Linked DNA regions of Homo sapiens: region 1 is linked to region 2. A link is an interaction called in ENCODE POLR2A ChIA-PET data of the cell type or tissue named here. Cell type or tissue: endothelial cell of umbilical vein. All regions are shown on one strand. Each heading gives the region's core, and the rest is flanking DNA. Links, peaks and the distances in the headings are about the cores only. Region 1 overlaps NOL10 (nucleolar protein 10). Region 2 has its middle 100 kb from the start of ODC1-DT.

Region 1 (6,849 bases), core at 2,085-4,584, 64 kb before region 2:
TGGCACAGCATTGCCTGTGTGATTCTCGCCAGAAAGGTTTAACTGGATCTGATTATGAGCAGTGATCAGCAGAGGACTGTGGGGAACCCCTGCAAATCAGGGCTCTTTCTAAGAGCTCTGGCCTGAGCCTTGAGCAGATGTCCACATCCTGAAAGTCAGTGAAGGTGGGGGCTCCTACATTAAAGGAAACTAAGGAGACATAATAACCTCCTTAATTCATTTTTTTTTAAAAAAACAGCTTTTTAAAGACATAATACACATACCATGAAGTTTATCCTTTTAAAGTGTATAGTCCTAAGCCAGGCTCTGTGGTACCCACCCATAATCCCAGCTATTCGGGAGGCTGAGGTGAGAGGATCGCTTGAGCCCAGGAGTTTGTGACCAGCCTGGGTAACATAGTGAGACCCCATCTCAAATAAAAAAGAAAAAAAAAAAAAAACATGAAGTGTACAGTCCAGAGTTGTGCAGTGGTTGCCACTAATTCCATGACGTTGTGTCACACTAACCAGAAACCCCATGCCAGTTTTTCTTCCTTCTCCTCCCTCTCCCAGCCCCTGCAACCACTCACCTACTTTCTGTCTATGCATTTGCCTTTTCTGGACATTCGTGTACAGTACGTGGTCTGTTTTTTCTTCAGCATGTTTCCCGGCCCGTCCATGTTGTACCATGTCTCAGTACTTTATTCCTTTTGATTGCTGAGTGACATTCCATTGTGTGGATATTATCACATTTGTTCACCCATTCATCAGTGGATGAATGTCATTATCCAGTTTTTACTAAGTCCAGTGTTTGGACTTAGTGAAGTAGCTAGTCTCTTAAAGATGAGTTCTCTGGCAACTTTCCCCCTCCCTTCATATGGACCCTGCTTTTCTTGTTTCTTTGTGTGTCCTGTAATTTTTTTGTTGGAAGCTGGATGCTTTAAGTAACATAATTTAGGAATTATGGAACTCAGTCCCTCCCCCAGGTCCCCAGGGTTTGTGGTTGTTTGTTTAGTGACTGTCCTGGACTAATTCTATAAAATCTGATTTCTTTCTAACGTGTGACCACTGAAGTCTCTGCTCGTTGCCGAACTGTCAGCTAATGAATAAACAGAGATTTCCTTCAATGCCCGGAACCAGTCAGTCGCCCAGCCTCTGCCAGAGTGATCCTCATGAATGCCCCTGCTCACCATTGCTCTCTCTATTCAAGCCACACTGGGCTGGTCTTTTTACTGATCCACAAACATGCCAAGCAATTCCAACCTCTAGGCCTTTGTAGTTGTCAGGTAGTCTTGAGGGTCACTCCCTCCTGCCCCTTGGGTCCCTGTCCATCATCTCCCCTTCCCCTCTATTCTTCATTGCCTTCTCTCCTTCAGTTTCCACAGCACCAGTCTCTGTCTGTCATACTCTCCACTGCCTCTCCCTTGTTTGTAGTTTCCCCTTTCTGGAAGGTAAGCTCCTTGAGGGTGGGGATTGTTCTGTGTTTTGTCACTGAGTATCTAGAGAGAAGGGAAAGTGCCTGCCTCTTTGTTGAATAAGTGAATGGGGAGGTAACTCTTTGTTGAATAAGTGAATGGGGAGGTAACTCTTTGTTGAATAAGTGAATGGGGAGGGAGCTTAGGCAACCTGTTCTTATTTAAGAATGAGGGCCAGACGTGGTGTCTCACTCCTGTAATCCCAGCACTTTGGGAGGCCGAGGCCAGTGGATCACTATAGCTCAGGAGTTCAAGACCAGCCTGGGCAACATGGCGAAACTACATCTCTACAAAAGATACAAAAATTAGCTGGGCATGGTGGCACACACCTGTAGTCCCAGCTACTTGAAGGGCTGAGGTGGGAGGATTGCTTGAACCTGGGAGGTTGAGGTGGCGGTGAGCTGAGATCGCACCACTGCACTCTAGTCTGGGTGATAAAGTGAGACCCTGTTTCAAAAAAACAAAAAAAAATGAAGAATGAGGTGCTAAAATGCCAACTGGGGCCAGACACGGTGGCTCATGCCTGTACTCCCAGCACTTTGGGAGGCCAAGGCGGGCGGATCACCTGAGGCCAGGAATTTGAGAATAGCCTGGCCAACATGGTGAAACCCCGTCTCTACTAAAAATACAAAAATTAGCCAGGCGTAGTGGCACACGCCTGTAATCCCAGCTACTTGGCAGGCTGAGGCACAAGAATCCAGGAGGCAGAGGTTGCAGTGAGCCGAGATCGCACCACTGCACTCCAACCTGGGTGACAGAGCAAGACTCTGCCTCAAAAAAAAAAAAAAAAAAAAAAAAAAAAATGCAGGGTGGTGTTGTCCACTGGTAGTTTTCATGTGGACCCTTCAGCTAATGACTCTACCCAGATATCAATATCTTAAAGTCTGTCTTCTGGGACCTTTCATTTACTCCAGAGAAGAATCCCCCAGTTTTGTTCTGAGGTGTTAGGGGTTTGGGCTGGTAGAGTGGACGCACAGCAGCATAGGCTTGACTTTGGCATTCCAGGGGCTGGGAAAAGGAGGCGAGGGTCCCACAGTTTGATGTCTAGACTGCCATTAATTGTCCTGACTTTAGCCCCACAGCTCAAGTCACCTGTGCCTGGTGGCATACTCCCCACCCACCCCGCACATAGGGCAGCTTTGGTTCCCCTCCTCCAGAGAATTATCTTCTGGTCTCTTTAGGCATGGTGGGGATTTGGGTGTTCATCAGCTCCATTGTTCCCCCTTTATTCGGGCCTGTGCCTCATCCTGTCGTCCCCCATGCTTAGAGCCTTGAAGTTCTTGTCCCAAGGATTCTGAGAGAGGAATCTTTTCTCTTTGCTGTTCACCTCTGTAAGCTCTCATGTTTACCCGGTTAAGTTTCTTAAATTACTGCATCTTCTTCTTCAGTTCTTTTTGTCCTTAAAGGTTAATACCTTTTAAAAGTTATTTACTGTCATTTTAAAAAGGCTTGACAGCGATGGGGGTACCACTATTAACCAAAAGCTCTCTGTGTTTCTTAACATCAGTTTTAATTTGGTGTTTAAATGTTTGCTTGGGGCGTCCTGTCTCTGCTAGCCCTTGACTGAAGGCACTCTGTCATGTGTATCTCTACTCATAGTGTCACAAAAATTGACTATTGCTTGATGGGCTATTAGTGAGATAGTGGCTTAAGGAATCTTAACAATTTTTTTTTAACTTGGCCTTATTTTTCTTGTTATTTCATTTCAGTCCCTAAATTATCTTTTCAAATATTAAGTCATGGCAGGTAATAGTTTTTCTTTTTTAAAAATAAATCTTTTAAAATGTTGAAATTAAATTGCTTCTTTGCTAATCTGATTTTTAAGAACAAAACACTACAAGTAGAGTACATTTAAATGACTCATAATTACTCACACAAATGCATGTAAACTTGGATATGCAATTAGGCAGCTCATTATGCTGCAAATGCAATTACATGCTTAAGGTCATGGCCACTCCCTCTGGCTCACCCAGTGTTCTCTTGGGTTTATGATCATTTATTAAGCCTCAGCTGTCAGAATTTGAAAATACATGCTGCTGCTCCTAGTGAGGCCTTTCCAACAATAATGGAAGAAAAGCTGGAAAAGAAAATTTTCTTTTGAGTTTATATGCAGAGTTGGTTTTCTTAATTGGCAAAATCCCATTTTCCCACAGGAGATGCAGGCTAGGTAATTAGAAAAATTATCATTAATCATAATAGTGGTCAGTGATATTTATAGTATATCTATATTTAGTATATATTTACCATATGTAGCTATGTATAGTGTGTATATACATTATAGTACAACTCCATCATCTCTTATCTGCAATTCTGAAATTTAAAAAGCCTTGAAAGTTTGTTTATAACCCTGTGGTAAACCCTGACTGGACCTGATTTATTAGGACTTCAACCTATGTGAAATAATGAATTTCTTTGTAGGTCTGTGTTTATCCCAAATCACTGGTATGAATTTGTGTAGGTTTTGCTGCAGAGATGTTAATATGATTTGATCATGGGCTACTGACCCAGACCTTACTGAAGTTTTTTTGTTATATACAGCATACATACTGTATTACTTTTTTAAAATGCAAAAAGTTATTTGTTTCAAACTCTGGTTCCAGTTGTTTCTGTTAAAGAACCAGGGCCTCACTGCAGTGAGCTATGGTCATACCACTGCACTCCAGCCTGGGCAACAGCAAGATCCTGTTTCCCAAAAAGAATCATGGCCTCACAGTAAGGGTAACAGATTTCTGGTTAGACCTGGATTTAAATTCTAATAGCGGGCTGGGCACTCTGGCTCATGTCTATAATCCCAGCACTTTAGGAGGCCGAGGTGAGCGGATCACCCGAGGTCAGGAGTTCAATACCAGCCTGGCCAACGTGGTGAAACACTGTCTCTACTAAAAATACAAAAATTAGCTGGGTGTGGTAGTGCATGCCTGTAGTCCCAGCTACTAGGGAGTCTGAGGCAGGAGAATCACTTGAACCCGGGAGGCGGAGGTTGCAGTGAGCTGAGATCGTGGCACTGCACTTCAGCCTGGGTGACAGAGTGAGACTCCTTCTAAAAAAAAAAAAAATTCTAATGGGGGATAAAAACCCTCTACCTCTTAGAGTGTGGGTTGCTAGTGCTATTATTATTTTTATTGTTGTTATTGTTTTTATTATTGTTCCAGTTCCAGAACTGATATTTATATCTATTTTTAGAGTGTCCTGAAAACAGTTCTATAATAAAATAACTAGATACTTGATATGGTTGTTAGGTGGTAAAAAAAACTTTTATATTCAAACTCCCTGTTGCTGTTAGTAAATGTAGTTCTTACCTGTTTGATTTAATAGTGTCATTATAACATAAAAGTTTAAATTCAATTTCTAGGATTGTAATAGTATAAGATCACTGAAAGGTAAAAATGACAATTCTTTTAACTAAACATCTTCTGTGTAATCAGTGAAATATATTAATTTTATGTAGCACTACATTCTTACTATTTAGTGTGGCAGTTAAGCTTTCCTGGTTATGAAACCATAGCCTCTCAGTTGTTCAGGGCCTTGCTCAAGTGCCCCTTGCAAAGCTATCTTGATCGGCCTCAGCAGATAAAGGGCTTCCTAGAACCTTTTAAAAATTTCTGTTTTGGCACTAATCCCATTGTATTGTACTTGATTGTTTTCCACTTACTTATGTTTGACTTTAGCACTTAACTTTTACCAAATGCTCAGTTAACTTTTTGAATGAATGAATGAAGTTGAAGAAATTAAGAATAATTTAGTCCTTCCACATAAGTATTGCTGTATTTGAAACAACTCTGTTCCTTTTGGGTTTCATTCTACTATTTTTATAGGGTATACTGTACTTGGAACATAATAAATATGGAATTTAATAAATATGTGATGAATAAAAATTGAATTAAAATCTATTTCATTACATTTCATGGTTTCAGTTTTATTCCTGAAATTAAAATAATTTACTTAGGTCCTTTTTCCATGTGATTCTTTTTCTTTCTCTTCTTGTCTTCTCTGGTCTTCTTTCTCTCTTTTTTTTTTTTAACAGGGTCTTATTCTGTTGCCCAGGCTGGAATGCAGTGGCGTGATCATGGCTCAGGTGATCCTCCCATCTCAGCCTCAGGAATAGCTGGGACCACAGGCACATGCCACCATACCTGGTTAATTTTTTAATATTTTTAAAAAATATATAAAAAATGTGTAGAGACAAGGCCTCACTACATTGCCCAGGCTTGTAAAAGAATATTTCTAGGCTGGGCGCTCTTGAAATTCCAGCACTTTGGGAGGCCAAGATGGGCAGATCACCTGAGGTCAGGAGTTCAAGACCAGCCTGGCCAACATGGTGAAACCCCGTCTCTACTAAAAATACAAAAATTTAGCTGGTTGTGGTGGTGAGTGCCTGTAATCCCAGCTACTCAGGAGGCTGAGGTATGAGAATCGCTTGAACCTGGGAGGCAGAGGTTGCAGTGAGCCTAAATCACGCCACTGTACTCCAGCCTGGGATACGGATGGAGACTGTGTCTCAAAGAAAAAAAATAATATTTCTAAAAAAAGATAATTTCAAATTTAATGGCTGTTCTATGTTATCAATTATTTTCTTATTTGTTCCATTAATAGTACGTTAGATAATGAAAGGCTTTGTCATACTCAGTAGCATTATAAATAAGCAGAAAAAAATGATGGCATTTGTATTGGTTTAGTAGACTTTGGTTCTTTGTCTATAATATTAATAGTACTTTGTTGTTGTTTTAATCACCCTTGATCTGTTAAAACCATTTATCTGGTAATCTTCAATCTTTTTTTCTGTCTCAGCACAGCTTTGGGATGTAGCACAGTGATTTTTCTAAAGTAGAGTGAGGGAAGGAGTATCTTCTTTCAGCTCCCTAAGAGTATTTATTTTATTTTTATTTTTATTGTTCTTAGAGACAGGGTCTCACTCTGTTGCCCAGGCTGGAGGGCAGTGGCACCATCATAGCTCACTGCAGCCTCCAAATCCTGGGCTTAAGGGATCCTCCTATCTCACCCTCCTGGGATAATATTTGGGACTACAGGTACATGCCATCATGCCCAGCTAATTTTAACAGTCTGTTTTTGTTTTTGTTTTTGTTTTGTTTTGTTTTTTTAAGCAGGGAAGCAGGGTCTAATTCTGTCACCCAGGCTGGAGTACAGTGACACAGTCTTGGCTCACTGCAACCTCCACCTCCCGGGTTCAAGCGATTCTCATGCCTCAGCCTCCTGAGTAGCTGGGATACAGGCATGCGCCACCACGCCTGGCTAATTTTTGTATTTATAGTAGAGATGGGGTTCCACTGTGTTGGCCAGGCTGGTCTCGAACTCCTGACCTCAGGCGATCCGCCCACCTCAGCCTCCCAAAGTGCTGGGATTACAGGTGTGAGCCACTGTGCCTGGCCAACAATATG
Region 2 (6,849 bases), core at 2,359-4,858:
CCTTTGTGTCTGGTTTTTTCACTTAGCGTAGTGTTGTCGAGGAGTCTGTCCCTTTGTGTCTGGTTTTTTCACTTAACGTGGTGTTGTCGAGGAGTCTGTCCCTTTGTGTCTGGTTTTTTCACTTAACGTGGTGTTGTCGAGGAGTCTGTCCCTTTGTGTCTGGTTTTTTCACTTAACGTGGTGTTTTCGAGGAGTTTGTCCCTTTGTGTCTGGTTTTTTCACTTAACGTGGTGTTGTCGAGGAGTCTGTCCCTTTGTGTCTGGTTTTTTCACTTAACGTGGTGTTTTCGAGGAGTTTGTCCCTTTGTGTCTGGTTTTTTCACTTAACGTAGTGTTCTTGAGGTTCACCGGTGTGGTAACAGGTATTCGAGTTTCATGCCTGCCCATGGCTGACTAGCATCTACTGTGTGACTGGGCCTCACTGCACTGATGCGTCCCTCTGCGGAGGGACAAGTGGGTCGCTTCCACCTTCTGGTGACTGTGAATAACACTGCTGTGAACATGGGTGTGCACTCTCTGTTGGAGTCTCTGCTTTCAGTTCTTTTGGATATATACCCGGGCGTGAAACTGCTGGGTCATAGGGTAATTCTGTGTTTAACTTTTTTTCTTTCTTTCGAGACAGAGTTTCTCTCTTGTTGCCCAAGCTGGAGTGCAGTGGCGTGATCTCGGCTCACTGCGACCTCCGCCTCCCGGGTTCAAGCAATTCTCCTGCCTCTGCCTCCCGAGTAGCTGGGATTACAGGCATTCGCCACACCTGGCTAATTTTTTGTATGTTTAGTAGAGATGGTATTTTGCCATGTTGGCCAGGCTGGTCTCGAACTCCTGACCTCAGGTGACCCACCCACCTCAGCCTCCCAAAGTGCTGGGATTACAGGCATGAGCCACGGCACCCAGCCTGGGCTTTTTCCTGTTGCTGTCATTGAGGAATTGTAGTTCTTTACATGTTCTGGAGAGGGACATCACATTCTATGTTTGATTTTTATCCATCTGTGCACACATATCCAGAAGCAGAAATTCAAGTGTAGGGGGGCTGTGGGGGGACTGAGAAAGGCTTATATAAAAGGCTTGGCAACAAAATCAAATCAGCCTTTGCAGAGGTCCCTGTTCCTTCCATTCCCAAGGGAACATTCCAGAAACCCCCACTGTGGGCTGGGCTTCTCAGTCTTTTCTCCATGTCCTGTTGCAAGCCCGAGAGCCCTGAGCCCATGGGCCTGTGTGGTGGTGGTCCACAGCCTCCAGGCCAGGGGAGGAAGGGTAGACCTTGCTGGGCTTGGGTGCTCACCCGCCAGGCTCCCATCCTCAGTGCCCCTGGGAACCCTGTCGGCATCGCCTTGAGTGCCCCTGCTGTCTGTCTCCGGCCCCCCTGGGTCAGCCCCTTCCTGAATGCCCCTTGCACCCATCCGTGCCCGTCTTCTCCAGGAGCAGGAATTCGGCCTGTAATGGATGCAGTTTTATTATTGAGGGAGGCAGTGAGTGTGGGTATCAAAAAGGAGAAAGAAACCCACCCGGCGTTCTTCCACAGTGCATGACGCGGCTGAAGGATACAGTGGACTTACCCACTTCAGTGACTCCCAAATTATTCATCAGATTCCTCGAATTGTACACACATCCCAATTCCTCATCTAGAGGGCGTTTTCCACCTGGCATCAGCTCCCAGGGATTTTGGCCTTCATTGTCACTGCTTGGCTGGGAAGGGGAGGTGACGAGCTGCATGCTGGTGGCAGATGCAAGTTGAATTTGAAGGCCCCCAGCTCCAGGACTGGATGTGGTGCCTGCCCCAGCCTGTGGGGCACCTTAAGGGCCCTGTGGCTTTAAGAGCCAAGGCCGGCTCTGTCCCCCTGCTCAGCCCAAGTTACTAGAAGGCCAAGGCAGAGGCCTCACAGCCTCAGAAGGAACCAGCCCTGCCCACACCTTGGTCTCTGGCCTCCAGAACTGTGAGACAGGATGTGCCTGCTGTTTAAGCCCCTGGTGTGTGGTGCTATGTGACAGCAGCCCTGGCAAACTCACATACCTGGAAGCCCTGGTTACAGCCACGTGGTTTGTTGAAGTGGAGCTTGGGGGCCTAAAGGAGGGGCTTCTGCTCTGCCTACAGCCCCCGAGCCCAGGGGAGTTTCAACAGTGATGCCCTCTAGGTTCTGGCAACAATTGCGTGTCCTCAGAGGTAGTGGAAGGGAGCACCTCGCATGGCTGATTGAGACTGGAAAACAAGGTCCTGGCGAGAGAGAGAGAGAGAGAGAGAGAGCAACAGAGAGAGAGCCCGAAGCCCACCCATGGGAAGCCCCCATCACAGACTTGGCCCCGCTTAGGCACAGACCTCTCCACGTTAGCGATGGAAGTTATCTGAGTCACACGGCAGCGGAAGATGTTAGCGGCGAATCCATACAGGGCTGCAGCAACCTCCTCAGAAGAACGAATTTGAGGGGCATGAGGCAGGAGAGACTGGGGCAAGTTTTAGGGCAGGAGTGAAAGTTTATTAAAAAGCTTTAGAGCTGGAATGAAAAGAAAGGAAAGTACACTTGGACGCGGGCCCAGCAGGCGACTCGAAAGACAAGTGCGACGCTTGACCTTTGACTTGGGGTTTTGTATGGTGGCCTGCCGGGGGCTTGCATCCATTCTCCCCGATTCCTCCCTCGGGATGGGCTGTCGCATGCACAGTGGCGGCCAGCGCTTGGGAGGGGAGCATGCGCAGTGTGCGCACTGGAGCTGTACACATGCTCCCTTGAGGCGTTCTTCCCATGCCAGTCGAATGTCCCTAGAATGTCATATACCGCTTATACTCCGCCATTTCACCTCTCGGTGCACACGTGTGAGCCCACCTGCCCAGCTCCTGAGGTCTCATGGGGAAGCTGCTGATGGCCAGCTTCAGGTGTTTTCTATTAGGAGACTGCCTTTCCCTGGAGCTGGCTGCAACCAATTATTATTATTATTGTTATTTTTAATTTAATTTTATTTTTTTGAAATGGAGTCTCTGTTGCCCAGGCTGGAGTGCAGTGGCGCGATTTCAGCTCACTGCCACCTGTGCCTCCCGGGTTGAAGCAATTCTCCTGCCTCAGCCTCCTGAGTAGCTGGGATTACAGGCATGCACCACCACACCCAGCTAATTTTTGTATTTTCGGTAGAGATGGGGTTTCACCATTTTGGCCAGGCTGGTCTCGAACTCCTGGCCTCAAGTGATCACCTGCCTCAGCCTCCCAAAGTGCTGGGATTAGAGGCATGAGCCACCACACCCGGCCCCATTATTATTTTAGAGAGACAGTCACCAACCGCCTGACCATCCCTTGATGGTCGCGGACACTCCTGGGGGGGTGGGGGTGCCTCTCCTGCCCTGCTCATGTCTGACCAGCCACCTTCTGTAACATGGGGAGCCTGAGTGCTGGTGGATGGAGCAGGGGCAGCCCCCAGCACCCGCTGCCACCTGGTGCTGGATGTCCCTCTTTCCCGAACTGAGGAACAAGCGGCTGTGGAACCAGTGATGGCGGCTTATTGCTTCCTGGATGGAGCGGGCTGGGTTTCCTTCCCGTCCCAGCACTGCCCCCACCCCCCACCCCCAGGGCAGCAGCTCCCTCCCTGGAAAAGGCTGAGGACACGTGTATCCTGGCAGCTGGGCTGAGGGTACATCCTCTTGATTGTTTGAAGGAAAGTTCAGGAGTAAATATGGAAAAAGCCAGCAGCGTGTGGCAGGCCGCCTGCCCAGGGGGTGTGGCCGGGCCCTGGGAGCGTGGCCCCCCTGCCACTGGCCTGGATGCAAGCCCCAGCTCCCCAGTGCCTGGGGCCTCCTCTCCACAGGGACACTGGGGTCAGGAGAGCCTGGAGAGCTACTGGGTCTGATGGAACAAAAGACAGCATTTTCAGGGGGTGCTGGGGGTCCCCATGGTCCACAGTAACCTGTTCCAAGGTCTGCCCCAGGGCCCAGAGAGCCTTGGGGATGGAAGCAGACAGTGGACAGTGGTGCCCGGGGAGGCCAGGCAGGGATGGGGCCCCACCATCCGGCCGCCCTCTGGGGGCTGGGAAAGGGGTTCAGTTGCTGCAGGTTTCTGGCCCAGTGCCCCTGGAGATCAAGCCCCAGTCCCTTAGCTGCCCCACTAGTCCTGCCTTGCAGCCTCACTGTCCCCATCTCTCAGGGTGCCTGCCCGTCACCACTGTACACACTGTCACTCGAGGCCCAGCACCACTCTCTGCACACTTTGTGGGCTATAAAGACCTACTTATTTTCCGTTTGTCAGCATCGCTCTGTGACTTGATTTAGAAGGGTCCTAGGATCCTAGGATGGGATCCCCTTCTCAGCCGACCCCCACATTCTCCCCACCTGGCACAGAGCAGGCACTCAGTTCAGGGCTGGGTTGCTGCATTTAATTATTCCTGGGTAGAAGTCTCGAGCAGGTTGAAGTTCAAGCCGAAAAAGAACCATGTACATTACAGGAATGCCAAATTGCCCGGGAGGGTGACAGCGCCTCTGGAGGGGTGCATTCAATCAAAAGGTGCGGGGACACACGGCCCTGGAGGGCCTCCAGCACTGAGATCCTGAGCGCCTTTGTGAGTGGGGCACACAGGCTGGGTGGCCTTCATCAGATGTGCCGTCTCAGAACCCGGGCACGGTCCAGTGTCTCACAGATGCCAGCTGCCTCCAGACGTCCGTGTCTCCTTTACCCCCACCACAGTGCACTATTTGCTGCTTGAAAATGCTTGTGATGCCTGCGTGCCTCTTCTCCCCTTCTTCCAGCTGGTACCCCAAAAGTGAGCACGTGCCCCTGGAGAAAGCGCCGCCTTCACGCCTCCCTGAACTCACTCAGTGCTGGACAAGGAGATGTGAGCAGAAGCAGTGTGTGCCACTTCTAGGAGTTCATGTCCTCAAGGGCGGAGCATCCCTTCCAGTCCCCACGGCTGGAATTTCAACGTAATGACCCAAGTTCCAGCAGCTGCAAGGACAGGTCCTGCACCCCAGGGAGGACACACTGAAACCGGGAGGAGCCTGATCCTTACGATGTCGGTGCCACTGCTGGAGGTGACAAGGAACCTCTGTGACATGAGAGGACAGGGCTTTGGATTTTTCTGCTAAATCTCCTACCTGATATAGTCAAATCACAGCACTGTCCGGGAAGGGAGACTGTTATGTTTCCTTGGAGGGGGAGTCCATATTTTACATTTATTTGTATTCTTTTTGTCATCTAGCACAGAGTAAGCATTTTGATCTGATTTGATCCAATCTTTTCAAATTCTGTTACTCAGGGAGTGACAAAATCTACACCATGCCTCCCTGCCGTCTCCAACATGCCCTGTTTTCTCATCGGCAAACTCCCTCTTAGGTTCCAGACGGGACTCTTTGGAAGGCTGCGGAGCTTGCTTTTGCCCCAGTTTCTGCTGATCTTGGGTCTGGATGACATCACCTCTCAGATCTGATCTTTCCAGATGGGACATCCACCCGGCAGTGGCTGCTTAAGGCATCTGCTGCCCGCCGACTGAGCATCTGAGCAAAGCCATGTGGCAAGTCAGAGTCCGAGAAAGGAAGGGCTTCCAGGAAGGAAGGGCTGGGGTCAGCCGGCAGATGCCGAGCCGCTCAAGGTGGGGAAAGCCGGCCTTCCGATGGGGCCCCGGGGCAACAGGACCGGGTCATCCCAGCAGAGGCGCACACGCGGCCAGGCTGCAAGCACTGAGGGCGCCTGGAGCAAGGAAAGCCACAGCAGCAAGGAATCACCCCTCGTCAGGGAAGTTCACAGCGATAGGAATGAAATAGAACAGTGGCTTCGGGAGCCACAAGGTGGGCTTTCCTTGGATAGAATCTAGAAGTGAAAAAGTGACGGCTCTTTTTCAACGAGTGGCAGCCACTTCTCCTTAGCCTGGGTCTGCTCTCCAGGCATTGCTGCGGGGAGGGGCAGGCACTATTTTTTCTTGGTACTACCCATCTGTATTGCTTATATTTTTTCAAAGCCTGTTTACCTACTCCTGTCATTTAAAAGAAAAACATTTTAAATAGATTCCTGAGCGGGTCATCAGACCAGGGGCCACCAATAAAAAAACTTGGAAATTCCACTTGCTCCAAGGACTTGGCTTTGGGGGGAAATGTCAGAATCAAAACAGGCAGCCGCAGATTTTGAATGGAACGGGTCTGGGACATGCCTTTCCTCTGAGCCTGAGGTGGTCCCAGGTCCCAGCACGAGCCCTTTGTTGTCACGTGACCAGGAGCCAAACCCTGCCTTCGGTTTTGTTTCCTGTGAAATAAGGCCCCGGGTGGCAGTGGCAGGGCGGAGGTGTGCTTTCGCAGTTGGGGGTGAAGCCAGGTAGTCACGAAGGTCAATTATAGGGCAGGGACAAGGCCACGGGGCCGTCTAATAATGAAAGGATATATGAGATTGTCTTTCTTTCTTTCCACACGCAGCTTACTCCTGTAGCTGCTGTGCTGAGCTCCATATGAAAAGGTTACTGACCACAGAGCTTTGGGTTAGTTCCTGGTGAGAACTCCAGGGTAGGGTGGGTAGGGGAAGCGTGCCTTCCGCCGTGGGACAGTGTCTCGGTGCCTGACTGTATTAGGGTTCTCCAGAGAAGCAGAACCAACAGGATGTATAGAGAGCAGTAGAAAGAGATTTATTATGAGGGACTGGCGTGTGATTACATAGGCCACGATGTCCTAAGATCTGCTGTCTGCACTGCACTGGGGATTCAGGAAAGCTGATGATGGAGGTCCCAGGCTGAGTCCAAAGGCCCTAGAACCAGGAGCTCTGACGTCGGAGGGCAGGAGAAATGCATGTTCCAGCTCAGGAGAAAAGAGAGACAATGGGCCTTTCCTCTGCCGCTTTGTTCTATGAAGCCTTCCTCGATGGGTTGGATGAGGCCCACCCGCAGGGAAGAGAGCGGA

What was found. Peaks named below come from ENCODE experiments on the same cell type or tissue, not always from the same donor. Only the 100,000 strongest peaks of a DNase experiment are listed, where the experiment ranks them.
Region 1: POLR2A ChIA-PET joins it to region 2 with 6 read pairs; 4 of 35 experiments call an interaction of 5 or more read pairs at or near these places.

Annotation. Positions count from the first base shown.
Region 1 is chr2:10,611,625-10,618,473 of GRCh38, reverse strand. All of the region lies in intron 13 of NOL10 (nucleolar protein 10), which reads left to right. Among named protein-coding and RNA genes, the nearest start is that of NOL10, 75 kb to the left of the region's middle. In endothelial cell of umbilical vein, for the core only: no CTCF peak of the experiment used is centred there; no DNase peak of the experiment used is centred there.
Region 2 is chr2:10,547,494-10,554,342 of GRCh38, reverse strand. No RefSeq gene overlaps it. Among named protein-coding and RNA genes, the nearest start is that of ODC1-DT, 100 kb to the right of the region's middle. RefSeq lists enhancers at 2,907-3,776, 5,519-6,390, 5,972-6,849. In endothelial cell of umbilical vein, for the core only: no CTCF peak of the experiment used is centred there; a DNase peak (open chromatin) is centred at 3,592.